Regions from separate parts of the Homo sapiens genome. Here region 1 is linked to region 2. The links are chromatin loops, found by intact Hi-C in ENCODE. Cell type or tissue: B cell. All regions are shown on one strand. Each heading gives the region's core, and the rest is flanking DNA. Links, peaks and the distances in the headings are about the cores only.

What was found. Hi-C counts contacts between places; a loop is a spot of excess contacts. Peaks named below come from ENCODE experiments on the same cell type or tissue, not always from the same donor. Only the 100,000 strongest peaks of a DNase experiment are listed, where the experiment ranks them.
Region 1: it touches region 2 in a loop (2.7-fold over the local background); 3 of 110 quality-filtered maps call a loop at or near these places.

Annotation. Positions count from the first base shown.
Region 1 is chr10:91,196,254-91,206,753 of GRCh38, forward strand. LOC124902480 (a long non-coding RNA gene) reads right to left here and starts at 2,225. Exons shown (of 3, transcript XR_007062240.1): 1 at 2,148-2,225. It also overlaps a transcript of PCGF5 not described here. In B cell, for the core only: no CTCF peak of the experiment used is centred there; DNase peaks (open chromatin) are centred at 2,718 and 5,328; H3K4me3 peaks cover 2,582 bases; H3K27ac peaks cover 8,000 bases.
Region 2 is chr10:91,247,442-91,255,441 of GRCh38, forward strand. PCGF5 (polycomb group ring finger 5) reads left to right here. Exons shown (of 10, transcript NM_032373.5): 4 at 1,064-1,119; 5 at 1,224-1,283; 6 at 3,851-3,999. Among named protein-coding and RNA genes, the nearest start is that of PCGF5, 31 kb to the left of the region's middle. RefSeq lists a silencer at 388-570. In B cell, for the core only: CTCF peaks have their summits at 4,211 (motif pointing left) and 4,411; a DNase peak (open chromatin) is centred at 4,200; H3K27ac peaks cover 1,972 bases.

The DNA.
Region 1 (10,500 bases), core at 1,040-9,039, 50 kb before region 2:
GTCCAATGCAGAAATGTGCTAATTACAAAAGTATCTCCTAAAATTTTGGCCAATAAACCATAATCAGACCCTAATTTCAGTTTACAAAGTTCAAATGTTTATATATTAGACTTTCTAAGCAAGAAACCTGTGCATGCACATTGAAACACCCAAGCCCCACAGTATCATTGAAGCACAAAGCAGAGCTTTATGTCCCTTCTCACCCCAGGGCTTTTGCACTTGCTAAGCCTTCTTGTTCCTTTATTCTCCCAGATCTTTCCATGGCTTCACAGTCATGCAGGTTTCAGCAGAAATGTTGTATCTTCAGAGAAAGTTTCCTTACTACCTTGACAAAATATCCCACCCCATCCCCCACCTCTGACCCACACTTGCCCAGCTCCTTTCCATTACACTGATGTGTTTTTCCGTATTTCAGAGGGTGACAAATGCTATTTGTGTATTTCTTGTTGGTCCCCCTCACAGACTCTATGAGGGCAGCTTGACAATAGTATCCCCAGCACTGCATGGAAGGAGCCTTGTCTATACTTGTTGAATACCTGGTTATCATAATTCATCTTCTTTGTTTACTCTTTCCCTGTCATCTGGTTTCATCCCAGCCAGTGAAATCACTTACTAGATGAGGAACTGCTGAAGTACTGGGAATTCACTGGTGGACGAGATATAATCCCCACCTCAAGTCTCACAGTCTGTCAAGGAGCCTCCAGATTCTTTTTATCCTGTGCATGATGTGGAACCATTCAAATCTCTTTTTAAACAACAACAACAAAAAAAACATGATGTGGTTTTTATATTAGACGTGGACAAGTGAGCCAGTTAATGGCATGTCCTGGTTGTCTAAAGCTGAGTGACAAACTACTCCAAAACTTAACGATTTCAAACAACAGTAATCATTTATCTCTCACAGTTTCTGTGAGTCAGGAATTTGGAGTCTGGTCAGCAGCGTAGCCTGTCTCCATTCCGCTTGGCATCAGCAGGGGAGGCTCGAAGTATGGGGAAATCATCTGAAGGCTCGCGAGCTGACTGTCATGTCCTGGGTCTAGTCTGAGACTCCTGGGCTCCTCGGGCACGTCCCTCTCTCTATGTGACTGCTCCGTGATGTATTATTTTCTGAGGATGGCTGCACAGACGTATATCTTTGGAAAATAAAATCTCCACGGGCAGTGTTATCACAACTGCTGATGTTTATTGAGGATGAGGGCTTCCTGTGGTCCGGGCATTGTGCTAAGTGTTCTCCGTGTATTATATTATCTAACCCCTGATGAGTGGGATTTGTAAGGTAGCCCTTTTGTACAGTGAAGCAATGGGGACTCACCAAAGTTAAATGACTGGTATGAGCTCACAAAGAACTTTTGAATTTACTGGGGAAAGGGCTAATGGTGGTAGAGAGTGCGTGGGAGCCTTGCTTCCAGAGGGAAAATGGGTTTCTTTACTGACTCCTCTGTCAACCGGTACTGGACATCATCCTCTCCCACCATATTCCCCTTTTTCCTTCCTATTTTCAGTACACTTTCATTTTGTTATATTAAATTTCAATTATATTTTACCTGTGCCCTTTTCCATTGTGAACTTATTTAAAAACACTTATTTAAAAACAGACGTTCCAAGGAAATAGAAACAAGATTTTCTTTGTCTGGATTCATTTTGCCATTTAGGAAAGAGTTCTCCTGGTTCTCAAGATGTTTCATTCATTCAATAAATATTGATTATCTACTAAGTGCCAGACATTGGGGAAGTGAATCCACATCAGTGAACAAAACAGACAAAAAATACGTGCCCTCACAGAGCTTACATTCTAATGGGTAGAGATAAATATATAACATTTTTACTTTTCAGGCAATGAGAAATACTGTGGAGAAAAGTAAACCCAGAGAAGGGGAAGAGAAGTGTCAGATCACGTCATTTTATGTAATTATGTTTCCTTGGATTTCCGTCTCTCTAAATTGAACCCACAGTCCTTACAGTGGCCCAGAAGAGCCTGCGAGACCCATCCTGTCTCCCTGACCTCAGTCCCATCTGCTCATTCTCAACCACACTGGCCCCCTTGCTGGGGGAACCTTGGACATCAGCATCGTTCCTGCTTAGGACACTTTCCTTTCTCTCTGTGTAGTCACTCATCCTTTTGATAACTATAAGACCAACTTCCTTACCTGTTTTGTGGTCTTTACCCAGATGCCATCTTCTCACTAATGCCTTTGCTGACACCTTGTTTTAAATTTCAGTCACCCTCCTTACCTACCCCTAGTACCCCTACTCTCCTGGAGGTCACCCCAAACCACTATTTCAGCATGACCATTGGCAAAGCAGCATCACTGGCTTTCTCTCTAGAAGGCAGACCTGCCTACGGGCTGCAGAGTTCAAGCTTGTCTCTGTCCTTCGATCTTCTTGGGAGTTTTCTGTAAAGGCCCTGATTAGTGGCAGCACCATGGGAATCTCCCTGGCCTATTCAGTAGCATTGAATCAATCCTGAGTTTAATTAGCAGCAATTGCCAGGATGACGTTTTGGCCTTGTCATACCACGGGGCAGTACCTCTTAAGGATTGGATGTAGTTTTGTGCAATGAAGAGCCCTTCTTCAGATGGGTTATTTCTACCCCATGGTCTTTGGCTGAGTGTGTTTCGTATTAGTCTTCTTCCTTTTCTTGCCAGGCCATTCTTGTTCTCCTCCTCTCTCAGATGTTCTTCTCTTTCATCACCCTCTGTGATTGCCTCATCTGAGTTCTTAGCTTTCAGTTTCACTGGCCATGCTGACCTTTTATGTATTTATTGTTTTTGTTCAGAAACTGAAACTGCATCACATACATGCTGGTTTGTATCTGTCTCTCCCATTTTATTAAAAGCCTAGTTTTTTCTTCTGTGTCTCTACCACTTTCTGGGTCTTACAGCATTCAAGGGATCATCCCTGCTTCCACAAGCAAAGTTCCAGAGTCTGTGAATTTTATGACATAATAAACAAGTAGAAAATGTACTTGTCACAGGTTGGGTTCCCTGGGAAGCTGACTCCCAGGTGTAGTTTTGTATCCAGGATGTTTATTAGGGAATGCCCTTTGAAGGGTGGGAAGGCAGCAAGGGGGGCAGAAAAGGAGTTGAGCTGTAGAGCCAGCATGGCAGGAGCTCTGGAACTAGAATGACTCCTCTGAGTTGTCTTGACTTGGGCCAAGATGGCCAGGCCTTTATACTCCAGCATCCCTCAGTCCTTGCATCCTTGGGAAAGTGACCTTGGGCAAGGAGGATCTTTGCAGCTGAGGACATGCCTGCAAGAGGCCAACAACATCCCCATCAAGTGCAGCCCAAAGGCTTCTCTGAAGAGGGATCTGATCTCTGCTTCCCAGCATCTTCCACATTAATGTACGTGAAATTCAGCCACGGCTCCAAAATATGATGCAGTATTTTAGTTAAGAAGTAACATTCAAGGCTAGTTTTAGTTTAATACTGAAATTTGATTGAGTTCATTGAAATCCTAGGATGTTAGAGTCCAAAGAGGCCATAAAAATCCTTTATGCAACCCTCTTGTTTGACAGATAGGGAAGTGGAGTAAATAAACAAAGGAGAATAAATTTTAGTGTGGTTTCCCCAGAAACAGACCCCAAGACAAGAATTTGAGAGTAAGTGGTTTAGTTGAGAGGTTCTCCCAAGAAATATCAACAGGAAAGTAGAGAAGTGGGACAGGGAGGAAAAAGAAAGCAATAAAGGGTATAGTTTCAAGAGAATTACTGCTGTGGGCAACTGGAGCTCAATCCGTTTAAGGAACTCTAGGAACTAGTCTACACGCTTCAGGCTATCCTACCCAAAGGACAGGGAAATTGGGTTACTTGCCCATCAACTATCCATCCTCCTTGACTGAGGGCTGTTTCCTGGAGATGCTAACTTCCCTGCATTTTTGCCTCACTGTGGGAGAGGGCCCAGCCTGCTCCCAGAGCCAGAATAAAAGCCACAGGTGTTCAAGAAGGCTGCCTTCAGCATGTAGAGATGAGCGTGGAGGAGATAAGAGGGAGGAGGAGACAGTGACAGTGTCTGCTATAGGGGATTGCCTGAAACTGAACCAGAACTCTGGTATCCTGACTACTGACCAGGGTTCTTTATGCTGATTATTAATATCTTCCTACTCGGTGCCCAAAATTGTTCAACTAATCTAGTTAAGAGAGAGTGAGGGTATAGAAAGAACAGGGGATGTAGCCCCTTTCTGGGAAGTGCGCATATATGTTTGAAAGAAGAAGAGAAGATTTTATAAGCATTAATATCAACAGGTATGGATGAGATTGCATTGAAAGCTGTGCATTGCATTTGTCATTGTTGAGGTGCTGCTATAAGGGACTGTGCCAGAAGGGAAGGTGCTGTTTGTTTTGTTTTGTTTTTAAGATATTGAGTCTTGAACACAGTCTCAGTGGGAGATTTGAACATAATTGGCAGAGGCTGAGAGGCAGGATTGTGTACTGGTGAAGAGTTGGGGGCCTTTCTAGTGGGCAATCTAGTTTATCCTATATTCATCACTTTGTGGTCATTGGACAGTGGGCAAATTAAGCTTTGGTTTCTTCCTGTATACGGTGGGGCCAATTATAGAACCCAATTCATAAGGGTGTTGAGAGCATTCAATGAAGTAATTGATGTAAAAATATTAACCTAGAGCTTGCTGTGTAGGAGGTTGATAACATTAGCTGTGTTCGTGATTACTGTTGACAGAGGGAAGTGGAAAGGGGGAGGGTCAGGTGGGAGAATGGTCAGAGCTTGGGCAAGCACAAGATTCAAGAGGCAAATGGAAAAATAGTGTGAAGTGGAACTCCTGAGACACCAGGGAGGTGATGGGGAAAGTTTTATAAAAGTGAGAAGAGCTGCCCACTTAGACCACATTTTCATGGGAGCTGTCTTAGTTTGTTTTCTGTTGCTACAGCTGAATACCTGAGACTGGGCAATTTATAAAGGAAAGAAATGTATTGCTTACGTATCTGGAGGCTGGGACATCCAAGGGTGAGGTATCTGGTGAGGGCCTTCTTGCCGGTGGAGACCCTCTGCAACCTTCTGAGCTGGGCATCACATGGTGAGGGGCTGAGTGTGTCAGCTCAGGTCTCTCTTCATGTAAAGCCACTAGTCCTATCATGGTCCCCCCAGTGACATTACTAATCTTAATTACCTCCCAAAGCCCCACCTCTAAATGCCATCAACGTATGAATTTGAAGATTAAGTTATCAGCACATGAAATTTGGGGAACTCATTCAAATCATAAACAGGAGCTTAGGTCCCATCAAAGTGAAAGCTTACCAGGAAGCCCAATGTGTAAAAAAAATACGTAAACAGAGTTATGTGTTTGAAGGTGGAGTGGAGAACTATCTTCTCCCCTCCTCCCTCCACCCACAGCCCCTGAGGGAATTCTGAGAAACCCCAAGGCAGCAAGAACAAAAACAATGTCTGCAGAAAGATTTTTTAACACTACTGTAACACCTCATTTGTTCTGTATTGAGTTCATTTTCCAGAAAACCTTTTTTTTTTTTTTTTAAGAAACCCATCTTGGATGAAATTTTGTTTAAGTGTGTTACTTTTTTGCCTTCTTAACAAGGCTGAATGAAAACCTTTTAATCTGTTCTTGATGACTTTTGATCATAGTGATGAACATTTAGTTAAGGTTCTGTGCTTTAATGTGGTGATTTCCAACCTCAGAGTTTCTGAAGTGTTAGGACTGTTTACTGGCACTATGCTTTTGAAATTGTTAGAAGAAGCAGGGTGGCATCAAGGGAGGGTCCTGGACTTGGGAGCTACACTGTCCAGGATTATATCCAAGCCTTGCATTTTATTAGCATTGTGACCAGGTGTAACCACTGTTTGCCTCAATTTCTTCTTTCCCAAATTGAGAAGAATAATTGTACTCACCCCCTAGGATTATTGTGAGAAATAAATAAGTTTTTATATGTTCACTGCTTAGAACCATGCCTTCGTATAAAATGTGCTGTATAAGTGCTATGATGATGATGGTCGATGTATCTGTTTTTATGGTTCTTCTGTCTTTTTTGATGTAGTATGGTGGTTAAGCCTATAGACTCTGAAGCAAAATAACCTGGATTTGAATCCACCACCGTTGTGATCTGATTGTTTTAAGCTGATTAATTTTTGTGAACCTAATGATTTCAGTAAAACCCACCATTGTGACCTTGAGAGAGTTAATTTAATTCCCTGTGATTCAGTTTATTCTTCTGAAAAATGAGGCAAATAATACAAAGTAGTTAACAGGATTGTTGTGAGGATTAAATAGGATAAATTTGTAAGCTCTTAGCACAGTATTTGGCACATAGTGAGTAGTCATTGCATAGTAGTCATCGTTACTGTTAATTATTAAGAGTCTAAATGAGGGATACTGTAATATAATATACAGCCAGAAGTTGTTACTATATTTGACTCCTTAGAAGCCTTGAAAACTTCCTTCTTGTACTTAATTGGTTTCAGTAAATAGAGGTTATTAACTAATTATTGATCTTAAATAGTAAGTTATTTTCAATGTGCTTCTTAATGTTGGGGCAAGGGGTAGTTAGGCGAAAAGATTGGCCATTTATGCTATATAATATGCTTACTATCAAACTGTGACTCAACTTTTAGATGTATTTATGTTGAAGGAGTTAGATCATTCTTTGCTTAAAAGGTTGACATGATTAATGTTCAGATGAGGGGATATTTTCAAAGGAAGAAAAACAGTAAAGAAATGTGTTTGTGAAAATGACTAAAAACAATACAGGGTAAGCAGCAAATTTTCTGATGCAGAATACAGGCCAAACATGATTTAAAAAAGCAAGAAAGCAAACAAACAAAAATGGTGACTTTGCAGCCTTGATGGAGGTAGGGGCAGGGGAAGTGTTCAGCCACAATCTACCAGCAAACCCCTTGGTACTAAGCATTTTAAGGGCTAATTTAGGTCTCTAGAGCATGCCACTATCAAGACTAACCCATTCAGCAGGGCTTTGTATAGCCAAGGTTTTGTTGCATATTAAAATGTTTAGGAAAATTATCCAACATTTGGGAATAAGGCACAGGATGATTGCATGTCTTTTTAGCGTTTTCTTGGAGCACTTAAGACACCAGCCAAGGATCATGTAATTCTCTAGGAAAGTGTTCCTTTGTTTAACTTACTTTTTATTAGGATCCAGATTCTATGAAGTTAGATGTTAATTTGTAGATTGATCCCCTGCAAATGACTTCTGTCTGATAAAGAAGATAACCCCAAAGGTTATAGTTTTATTGCCCTATAGGATAGTAACTAGTTTTATTTCTAAATTAGCAATCTTATTTCAGTATTCTGTATTTCATTGACTGTATACACTTCAGTCTTTCCTGTATTACATTGAACCAGATGTGCCATCCTGCTGAGTTAAAATAAATTTTTGACATATGCTTAATATATATTTGTACAAGACTCATGTTTTTAATTTCTTGAAAACTACATCCTGATAAACCAATTACCTATATTAATGGAAATTTTCTTTCCTATTGTTTTCTCCGTTCTCTTAACATTTTTCATTTCCATTGTAAATTTGAAATTGAAATAAATTTTATAGATCCTTTATTCTTTTAATATAGGAAATTTGTCAACAACAAAAACAAGTGTATATATTTAAAAGTTTTAAACCTGATTGTTTTAGGCTGTTTAATTTTTGTGAACCTAATGATTTCAGTCAGGCCCACATTTCTGAAATGAGCGTTATGTCAGTGTAAGCTAATTTAACACTTTTATGCAGTTTTCATAAGTGATTGTACAACTATTTGATGTTTATTGTTGAGTTTGTGAAGCATGACACCACAAAATCATAAAAATGTTCTAATATCTGTAACCAGAACTACAGATAAGGTAGTGATAACATTTAGAGAACATGTTTTTGAATAGTGATTTGCTTTTATAAAGATTAAACTTTTAGAATTATGAATATAATGTTTAATTTGCATAAGTTTATGTCTACTCTTTACTCCTCATAAAATATTCTGACAAGCTTTGCAATAGGGAAGAGGGCTGTTAGGGATGTCTTAGATGGGATTCCAGCATTGGATAATAAATTGAACTTATTGGATTAGGTTTTAATTAAACCTTAATCTGAATTAAGGTTTTCATTTAAAAAAAAACCCTTACATTAGTCTTTCCTCCTTTTGTTAGATGATTGCACTCAAGTAACTGTCTTATATACTTTTAACTAATATTTACTTCATAGATATTAATTTAATTCTTCTAGAATGCAGACTCTATGATGACCAGGCCAGGTCTATTTTATTTACTATTGTGTTCCAGGCACATTTTCACAAACAGCCTGTTTGGAAGTTACTAAAACACAGAATAAGTGGATATGAAATGGTAGAGCCATTCCTTTCCAGACAAATGTTTGGTTCTCAAGTCTTGGAAGATGATAAACATGAGAACCCAGAAAATGCAAAGAAGGAGAGCTCTGAGGATAAAAATAGTTGTACATAACAAAAGTTCCCCACTGCCAACTCATTATTGCCACGTCCTGCCCTTTTTCTCTCTCTTCTTCAGATTTCTTCCTCCTTTCACTGCCTCACTGTCTTTTGTGAAAATGAGTACTTTGGGTATTGTTTTGATTCTGTGTAGGTCACCAAGATCAAGAAATGTAATAAATGCCTTTATCTGGGCACAATGGTGAAAGATTTCCTTGATGTTCAAGTTTTAACTTCTTTCTCATAAAATACCAGAAATAATGTTTCTTAAAATTTGGAATACATAGCTATATTTAAATTGAAATATATCTGTAAACTATCTAGCAAATTTGTAATTTTTATCTACATAAACAATTTTTTAAAATTTTATGAGTAAACTAAGTTATATGTAACACAGTTTAGGTTGCTAATTCTTATGGTCCAGTGAGATTAGATATGTAAATACAGTTATTTTAAATGCATAAAATATATTTATCTCTCTCACTAGAGTCACTAAGTTGGGCAAAATCTTCATTTCTTTGATTTTCCCTGTCATCCAGCCTTGAGCGCAATTGTTCCCAAATATTTTGAAAGGCTATTATGGAACGATTTTTCTTTTTTCTGGGTTTCTAAATGACTGGACACACACACACACACACACGGCCCAGCTAACATGGAGCAAATTATCTTCCACCCTTCCCCAGGTCAGACGTGGCACTCTAAATCCTTCACAGATAATCTGTGAATAAAAACACACCCATAGACCTAGATATTAGTATTTTAAGTGACAAGGGTATATTCCAGCGTTCATTCATAAACTGAGCCAAGCTCAAAGTACATTTTTCCTGAAGAAACAATGTTGTAAACATTATAAATGATGAGTTTCTCAGGCCAGGCCACACAAGTCCTATCTAATCTGTGTTTGTCCATTGAACTATTCCTCTATCCATCAAACACCTAGAGAGTTTCTACTTTATGCCAGATTCCTTGCCCTGCATCGGACCACATCAGAATCATTGACAGTATATTTACAGTTAATAAAACTGAGGCTGGGCGTGGTGGCTCACCCCTGTAATTCCAGCACTTTGGGAGGCCGAGGCAGGTGGATCACTTGTGGTCATTTGTTGGTCAGGAGTTTGAGACCAGCCTGGCCAACATGGCAAAACCCTATCTCTGCTAAAAATACAAAAAGTAGCCAGGCACGGTGGTGGATGCTTGTAATCCCAGCTACTTGGGAGGCTGAGGTGGGAGAATTGCTTGAACACGGGAGGCTGAGGTGGGAGAATTGCTTGAACCCGGGAGGCACAGGTTTCAGTGAGCTGAGATCACACCACTGCACTCCGACCTGGGTGACGGACCGCGACTCTGTCAAAAAACAAACAAAAAAACTAAAAGACATGGTATACCAACATTTGGGCAAATTTTGGCAACAGCCTAACAATAAATTGGCTTTTTAATCTTTTATTTATAAAATAGTGCCACAAATATTTATCGGAGAACTACTATGTGCCAAAGTCTGTGCTTGCCACTAGGAATGAAAGAATGAACAGGGTAGCTCCTGCCGTCAAGGAGCTGAACAGCAGAACTCGGAGAAAAAGCAGGTTTGATTAAAGGAGAATGGAAAGGTAGGTACAGATGTAACATTTGGAAAGGATGGTGACTTCTGTGAAAACAAGCACTAGATGTTATAAATAAGACTCTTCAACATGTCAGCCATGATAAGCCACTTTTTTTTTAATCTCAAAAACCAAAGAGACAATTTCTGATGCCTTTGAATGAGGATTAAAAGAGAGTGGGAGGGAGAAAGGAATTAGGCAGAGTATGAGGAAGATATCACCTGGGATGAAACTAGCAGATAGGGAAAGCCTGCATGGAGCCTCAGTGCACTTAGGAGAGTACACTTGGCTGCATTTCCCCACAGTGGTCCCTTCATTATGCAACTGCATAGTTGCCAGTCTGGAGCAAGAACACTGGGTAGGTAGAAATGGTAGGAGGCAGCAGTCAGCTTAGAGTAAAGGGTGAAGTCTCAGTAACAGCCTGTGGGGGACTGCATGGTCTCTGACTTCCTTTCCTGTGCTTTCTCTGTTGCTATCTGCACCTAAGC
Region 2 (8,000 bases), core at 1-8,000:
AAAGATTGAGAAACAGAATAATAGTTTGAAAAGAGTTAATGAGTTGAGAAAGGTTTTGGGGTTTTTTTTAAGATGTGAGAAACCTCTATGTGTTTGTAGTCTTGTAGAAGAGTAATGTTGTTGAGCAGGATGAAGGAGATGAGGCAGGAAGGGGGTGTTGTGGGGGCAAGAGAATGGGATTGAAGACAAAAGGCCATGAAAAAGATGAGTTATATGGCAGGAAAGAAAATGAGAAAAATGTCAAGATAAACATTTAAAGTTTTCATTTCAGAAGGTAGAACAATAAAGTGGTCTAAATTTCTCAGAAGAGAGGAATGGAGATTATTTCCTTTAGAGGAAAGAGCCAGAGCTGTGGTAGAGATTTTGAGAATGGGCATATCAGCTGTTGCTGCATAACAGACAACCCCTAAATTGATGCTTGAAAAAGCAAGCATTTATTATTCCTCCTGGTTCCCTGAGTTAGCTGGGTGGTTCATCTGGTCTTGGCTGGGCTCACTCATGCAACTGCAGTTAGCTGTGCATTGGGTAATCTGCTGTGCTGATCTTGGGGGATGGGCTGTCTGTGGACTAGTCTAAAATGGCCTTAGCAGGGCAGCTTGGCTCTCTTCTACGTGGTCTCTCATCCTCCAGCCTTGTTCTCATGGTAGCAGGATTCTGAGAGAGAGAAATAGAGACAAAAGCATTTGATGCCTCTTAAGGCTTAGGCTTAGAACCAAGCAGTCACTTGTGCCACATTCTGCTGGCCTCAACAAGTTTTAAAGCCAGACCGTATTTCCAAGGCAGGGGAATAAACTCCATCCTTAGTCAAGGGAGGAGTTTCAAAGTCATGCTCAAGAGTCTGGATATAGAGAGAGCTGGGGACTGGGACCATTTTTGTTATCAGTCTACTACTGGGGAAGGCTGTAAATAAGTGTGTTCCATGGACAGAAGAGTATGGTATAGTAGATGTGCTAAAATTGTGTATGTATTTTGTAACATGTATAAGATTATACATCTCAGACTATTTACATGTCAGATCTTGGTGTCTTCATTGTTAGTATTTTCTTTCTCCCCCCTTTCGAAGGTTGGACAATACATTAGAGGAAATTATATTTAAGCTGGTCCCTGGACTACGAGAACGTAAGTGGCTCTTTAGGTTCTTGCAGACTTTTGTGTTTTATGAAATCAACACTTCTATTAAAGATTTCATGACTTTTACTTTTATACTCTTTCTTTTAAATTAGAAGAACTTGAGCGTGAATCTGAATTTTGGAAGAAAAATAAGCCTCAAGAAAATGGACAAGGTGACTTTTTCTTATGTCTGTTTCTGACAGCACCTCTTAAACTGGTCAGCTTTTCATAGTTTAGGTGAACTAATATGTCTCTTCAGGCTCACATTTTTCCTGCACAAAATTCATGCACCCTTTTATTTACATTACGAACCTTTTTCTCTATATGAGATTTTATATAAATGAGTGTAAATCTGAAGTCACTTTAGTGAGGGTAATTGGAAATAGAGGAAATTGGACTTTGGGAAGAGAAAAGGGAGATAAAAGAGAAGATTGGCTAGGTGTTTATAGTGGTAATTTCTAGGGAGCTAAAGGAAGCTGAAGTAAGAAATAGCCACAGCTTGCAACTAAACAGTGAAGAGTTTTTTGTTTTATTTTGTATGTTTGCCTCTAAAGGAGAGGGAGCTGAGATGTGGCTGAGAGCCAGATCAGGAGATTTTACTATGCTCTGATATTCTGGAATGAAGTTTTTATAAGTAGAGCTCAGGTGATACAAACTTATACATCATGGAAATTTAGAAAGTATTTCTGGGTGCTTATGGGAATTTTCTCCATCACCCAGATTTCTCCTCTGGGTCCCAAAAGACTCAGCAATTAGTAATTTTTAATAATAATTTCAGCAAAGGGGCAAACATTACTGAGCAGATAAAAGGCTTTTAGTGTATATATATATATATATATATATATATATATATATATATATATATATATGTATAAAATCTACACAAAGGGATATTAAAATTATAAGAAACTAGTATCGCTCCCATTTTTTTAAATATGAGATTTAATTTAGGATGTCCTAAATATCATTTAAAGTTATTCAAGAATGTGTGTGTGTTCTTATAGGGTCACTTGTAAGTTCAGCCTCCCAATCTTGGTTTTCCCATAAGATCATAGGATTGTCAATTATACATGATTAAGGTGGATGAGATCTCCCTTTTTTAATCTGTAAAATGGAGATTATCATTTTATTCGTTCAACTTAACTGTGCAAGGCTGTTAGAGCAGGGGAAGTTTGAGAATAGTTTTGATGCTAGAATAAGGTAACAAGAGACTATTTTTTATCTGTAACAACAACAACAAAAAAATGGCAAAGAAGCTAAGCCTGGCCAAAAAAATAACTAGGGCTTGTTTTACCCACGTGTACACTGCAATTAAACAATAACAACCAATTATAGTAGTAGTGCTCTAGTAAAAATACAGATAAGATAAGGCTAATTAAATATTCCAGTTTTTGACTGCCTATTCAAGAGGACAGGAGCCTGAGGGATTGTCATCAGAAGTTACGTGGTAGGTTTACTCTATGGTTCTACGTATCACAGTTTAACTTGTGAAGGGCTGTAGCCTACTTTGTGAATTTTATCTCCCTTTTCCTATTGTTTCTCCCATTTTAAAGTATTTCTGGTATTTGGTCTTTAGCTTGGGTGGAGAATTCAGATTTTTTGTTGGAGCTAGGAGTTTGGTTCATAGAAGGCAACTCCTATCTATGTATATTCTCTATAAATAAGGAGAAGAAAACATGTAGAAAAAAGAGAACCCACCTCCCCGCTCTATGGTATACCTGTAGTGCTTTTACTACAGTCATCAAAAAGGATCTGGCCAGTCACTTTGCAGGGAAGCTTTTCTACAAGTAATGTTTAGCTGGCTGATTTTTTCAAGTGTTAGCTTAGAGGTATCTCATCTGGAAATCGTCCCTGCTTCACTCCCAAAGTTTGGGTTTATTGTCTCTTTTATATGTGCATGCATAGTCCATTTTACCTCTCACATCCTGTATTTGTCTGGTTTTTTCTTTTTTTTTTTTTTTTAGCTTGCCTTTATTTGATTCCATACCCTGACCACTGTGAGAGAGAGGATGATAGCTCTAGTTTCAGTATTGTTCCCTCAGGCCTTGTATGATGTGTATCCAACATATAGTTAGAACTACTCAACAGATGAATGATAAATATAGCTGCATTATTTATAGGCTACAGGTTTGTAATAGGTGAAATACATTTGTATATAATATAAAGTATGCCATTGAGATATCTTTAATGGAGTTGTAACATGTTATGTATTAATAGCTATATACATGTTAAAAAGCTAATTCATTATACTCGTTTTTTTTCACTGGCTGATTTTATGAATAGTAATTTGAAATTTTGAGAACTTAATTTTATCATTTGAAAAGTATTTGGTTTTAATTTGAATATATACTTATTTATAAACGAGTATAATTTATATATACACCTATAAATAATTTGGAAGTATTTTTATATATTCTGTCCACTTTCTAACATAGTCTAATTACTAATTGTAATCATTTTTTTGGCTAAATACAGCTAGTCCTGAATCTTTCATTTGGATGTCCCAATGAGCCTAGAAATCTTAAGCTATGTTAATAAGTTTCCAATTTTTTTTTTTTTTTTTTACAAAATATTTCCATTGCTGAGTTGGTTGGAACATTTTAAAGATACTAAGTTCTTCTTCAAAAACTGTTAGGAAATTTTTTAAAGTTGATTTTTGTTTTGATTATCAATGTATGATTGCTTAACTTTAAAATCAACTTTGATTTATAGCTAACTTAGTTTTGTTTAAATTATACAGATGATACTTCAAAAGCTGACAAACCGAAAGTAGATGAAGAAGGTGATGAAAATGAAGATGATAAAGATTATCACAGAAGTGACCCACAAATTGCTATCTGTCTAGATTGTTTACGAAATAATGGGCAATCAGGGGACAATGTAGTAAAGGTGAGTGAACAAGTACTATGGTATTTTTATGATCAGTTTATAGTAAACCCTTGATAATTTGTTGACAAATTTTCTAATGCTTCAAAATGTTTGCTTTCAAAGTTTTAATTAACATAATTAAATAAAATGCCATTCTTTGACAATCCTATGCTTAGAAATGGTTACTATTCCCACAACTGAACTGTCTTGGGCCAATGCCACCATCTAGTGGCTAATGCCCAGAATCACACCTCTGTTTCTCCTTTTATACCTTTGCTGGAAATTCATATGCATGGTTTCTGTTTTTTAGAGTGGTGACCAACTTAGACTTAGAGAATTTCATGTCACTGGTAGTTCTAGCCCTTTTATTCATTCTCTTCTAATTTTATCCTTTATTTCTCTATTTTTATTTGCAACTCAACAAGATTTCCATGTCAGAGCTAACATATTTTGTGAATAATTTAATCAATTAGTTTTGAAGTAAAATTAGATGTTGTAAAATGCCTCTGAACTTTTAAACTCCTTGAAGGCCCTCAGTTATTTCCTATAGAATCTCCATTTCTGGTACTGTTTTCCTCTGCCTCTGCTAATTGAATCTTTCCTTAGAGGATCTTTATAGGAAGTTTAAAACACTCTGCTTTTATAGATTTTCTTTGGTCTTTAAATGGTGTTACTTTAATAATGTTTTCTACCTTTTTATTACAAGCAGCTTTTATTTTTATTACAAATCTTCACTACTTCAGCTGTTAGATTTTTGTCACTTTATCCTAGCAAATGTCAGCCACTGAGAATATTGTTTATCTCTCTGTATTCTGTGTTTTATTCAAATGCCTATATTCATTGTCTCTAATTTTCTTTTACTTCCTCTGTGTACATCTATAGGCTAGTGGGTTGAATTTTTTACTAATACGTTTAATGGCATTTTCCTATTAGGAAGTGAAAAACAATTTTTCACTTCAGATTAAGTTTTCCTGGCATCTTATAACAACATATATGAGCACAGTAATTCAGTGAATATTTATCCACTATGTGAACAGTAGACAGTGAAGATGTAAGTAGTAAGAAAAAACATCTTTCACTCAAGGAACTTGGTTAGGTCTTATACATACAAATAGTTAAGGTAATTGATTTTGTTAAGGGGAATTTATTGGACAGGGCATGTAATAAAGTGCATCTATCTTTAGAGAAATGACCACTGTACCTATTTATCCTTACAGTATTTTCAGTTGTTTCTTATGGTCTTTCCCAAAAGTCATCCCCCTTTTTGGGAAGTTCTTTTTCATAGAGTTCATGGTCATCCTTTAGCTCTCCAATACATGAGTTAGCTCATACTGAAAGTTAAATCAATGGAAAGGCTGAATATCTTCTCATAAACAAACGTAAAGTCCACTTCTCTGCATGATTTCTCATATGAAAGTATAAAAGATTGAATTTTAGAAATTTATTTGAAAAATTAACCACCCCTGCTTGTTGTTCTCCTTTTTGACATCTTTGACACTTTGCTATTCTAGTTGACCTTTTATCCATTCACTTTTTCCTTTATGGACTTTTCTTCATCCTTGTACCTTCATTCTTAGTTTATAAATGACTTTTACTAAGCTACCCTGATTCTTCCTTTTTTTCCTGTGGCATTCCTGCTTTGTCTCCACTGCCTCTACTTCTTGCCTTCTACTTGATATATGTAAGTATGTCCTAATACTTTCTCTGTATCTATTTTAGGAGATCTTCTCCATTTTCTGTGTGGCTTCAACTACGCAAAGGATTTTTTAACTTTTATTTTAGGTTCAGGAGGACATGTGCAGGTTTCTTACATAAGTAAATTGTGTGTCACAGGTTTGGCGTAAGGTTATTTTGTCACCCAGGTAATAGGCATAATAGTCAATAGGTAGTTTTTCAATCCTGTCTCGCCCCCTACCATTCCACCTTCAAGTAGGGCCTCATGTCTGTTGTTCTCTTCTTTATGCAAAGGACTTTTAAGTCCTCATTTCCAGCCCTGCTTTGTTTCCCAAGCTGAAGTGTTATGTCTCTATTTTTAAATAGACCAGTTGAGAGTTTCACTAACACCGGAAACTTGACTTGTCTAAGTTGTCTAATTCATTATACTTTCATCTAACTTTGGTCCAAACATGCAGTTTTAGTTATGACTGCTGTCTTTCAGCCAATCAAATAAGTTCAAAAGCTTCGCGTCATCTTTGATCTGTTACTCTTTTCTTTCAACCAGTCACTAAGTCCTGCAAAATTCCCCCAGTTTAGTGCTGCTCACCCTTATATCTACATTTTTTAAGTAGTTATTAAGTGTTTTCTGTACCCTTAATTTTTCTTTTGTTATCCAGGGCTAGGGCCACTTGCCTGAGTGTGTGTAAGGCCCAGAGTGAGGGCCATGACCAATCTCAGGGTCAGATGGTAAGTATTTTAGGCTCTGTAGGCCATATGGTCTCTGTTGCAATTTACTCAACTTATTCATTATAGCACTAAAGCAGCACAGACAATAGTAAATGAATGGGCTTGGTTGTGTTTCAATAAAACATTACTTACAGAAATTGATGGCCAGCCAGATTTGGCCTGAGGACATGGTCATTGTACAGGCCAAAAGTTTGCCACCTTTTGGCCTGTACAATTAAGTCATAACTCCTTACATTAGTATTCAAGGCCCTTCCCTAACAAGCACCTCTTTTAATAAGTTTATCTCCCATTAAACCCATTAGTAAATCGTCCTTTCAAAACAAGTGATTATTCCTTTATGTATGTGTTCGTTCTCTCTCTCTGTCTCTTCCCCTCCACCTCGTGTGTGTGTGTGTGTGTGTGTGTGTGTTGGAAACCATATATCTGACAAAAGATCTGTATCTAGATTATATAAAAGCTTGTGTTATGAATACTTAAGACCTCTAAAACTTTGAACAACCCTTCCTTTTTGGCGTGTTCTTTCCTCTTCCACCATCCTATGCTTCTGTCAAGACCCAGAGATTTTTATTTTTTGTGACGCTTTTCCCAACCTAGTGAATCCCTTTTCTGAAATTCTGTAGTACTTATATTTATCTGTCAATTAGGGATTAGTTTGTTATCTATTAAGGATGTGCCTAAGAGTTCTAGGCACTGATACTATCTTTTTTTTATATGTGTGTTGTCCTTGATACTAGACTGTAAATCCCTTAGTGGCAGAGACACAATGTCTGTATTGCTTTATAGCCTTCTCAGCCATCTCATTCCTCTGCAGTAGGATGTGATTCACAAATGTGGTGGGGCAGTAGTTGCATGTATAGTTTATACAGAATATCTACTGCTTTTATAATACAGAAGTCAAAGTCAAGAGTGGGATGTCAATAAAAAGAGTAGAGTAAGTATCTCTGAAAATTCACTTTTCCATGAAAGTATAAAAATACTGGCAAAAATGTTCAGTGTCAGCTTTTTCAGAGATCTGATATTAAACAAAGGCTTATAGATGCATATAGAGCATTTTATCAAGAAGATGACTAACTATCAGTATAAAGGGTGAGCTTTGTGGCATTTTAACTTGCTTTAGTTCCAGCCCCTGCTCAAATTCTGCAGTAGCCTTGAAAATAACAGCCTGCTTTCCCATTGCAGCCTCTCAGGGACCAAAGGGAAAGAACAGAGGTAGAGCTTTTTCAAAGCCTCATTGCCAAAGAATGGTCATTATTTGACTTGTCTGGTTGTTTCCTCGGAGACCCCACTTACAAGATTGTCAGTATTCGACTTGACTTGGAGCTTGCCCCCATGGAAAAAGCCTTCTCTGTGGGTGGGGGAAAGGGGCATTTGTCAAAAACAATTACAGGCAAATGTTTCAACTTTACAACTGCCTGAGGTATAGATAACATTTGGAGCAAACAAGAGACTAACCAAAAAGCTTAAATGGAAAAGCTGGAGAGTGAGATGTCCCTAGGAGCTTCAAAAGGCTGTGACATATTCCTTGAAATCTAGAGGGCCACGTGCATATGTAGAGTTGTATGCATGTTCAGGAAGGACCTGAGAAGGCCCTAAGCTCTCACCTCTGCCTCACCTTGAGG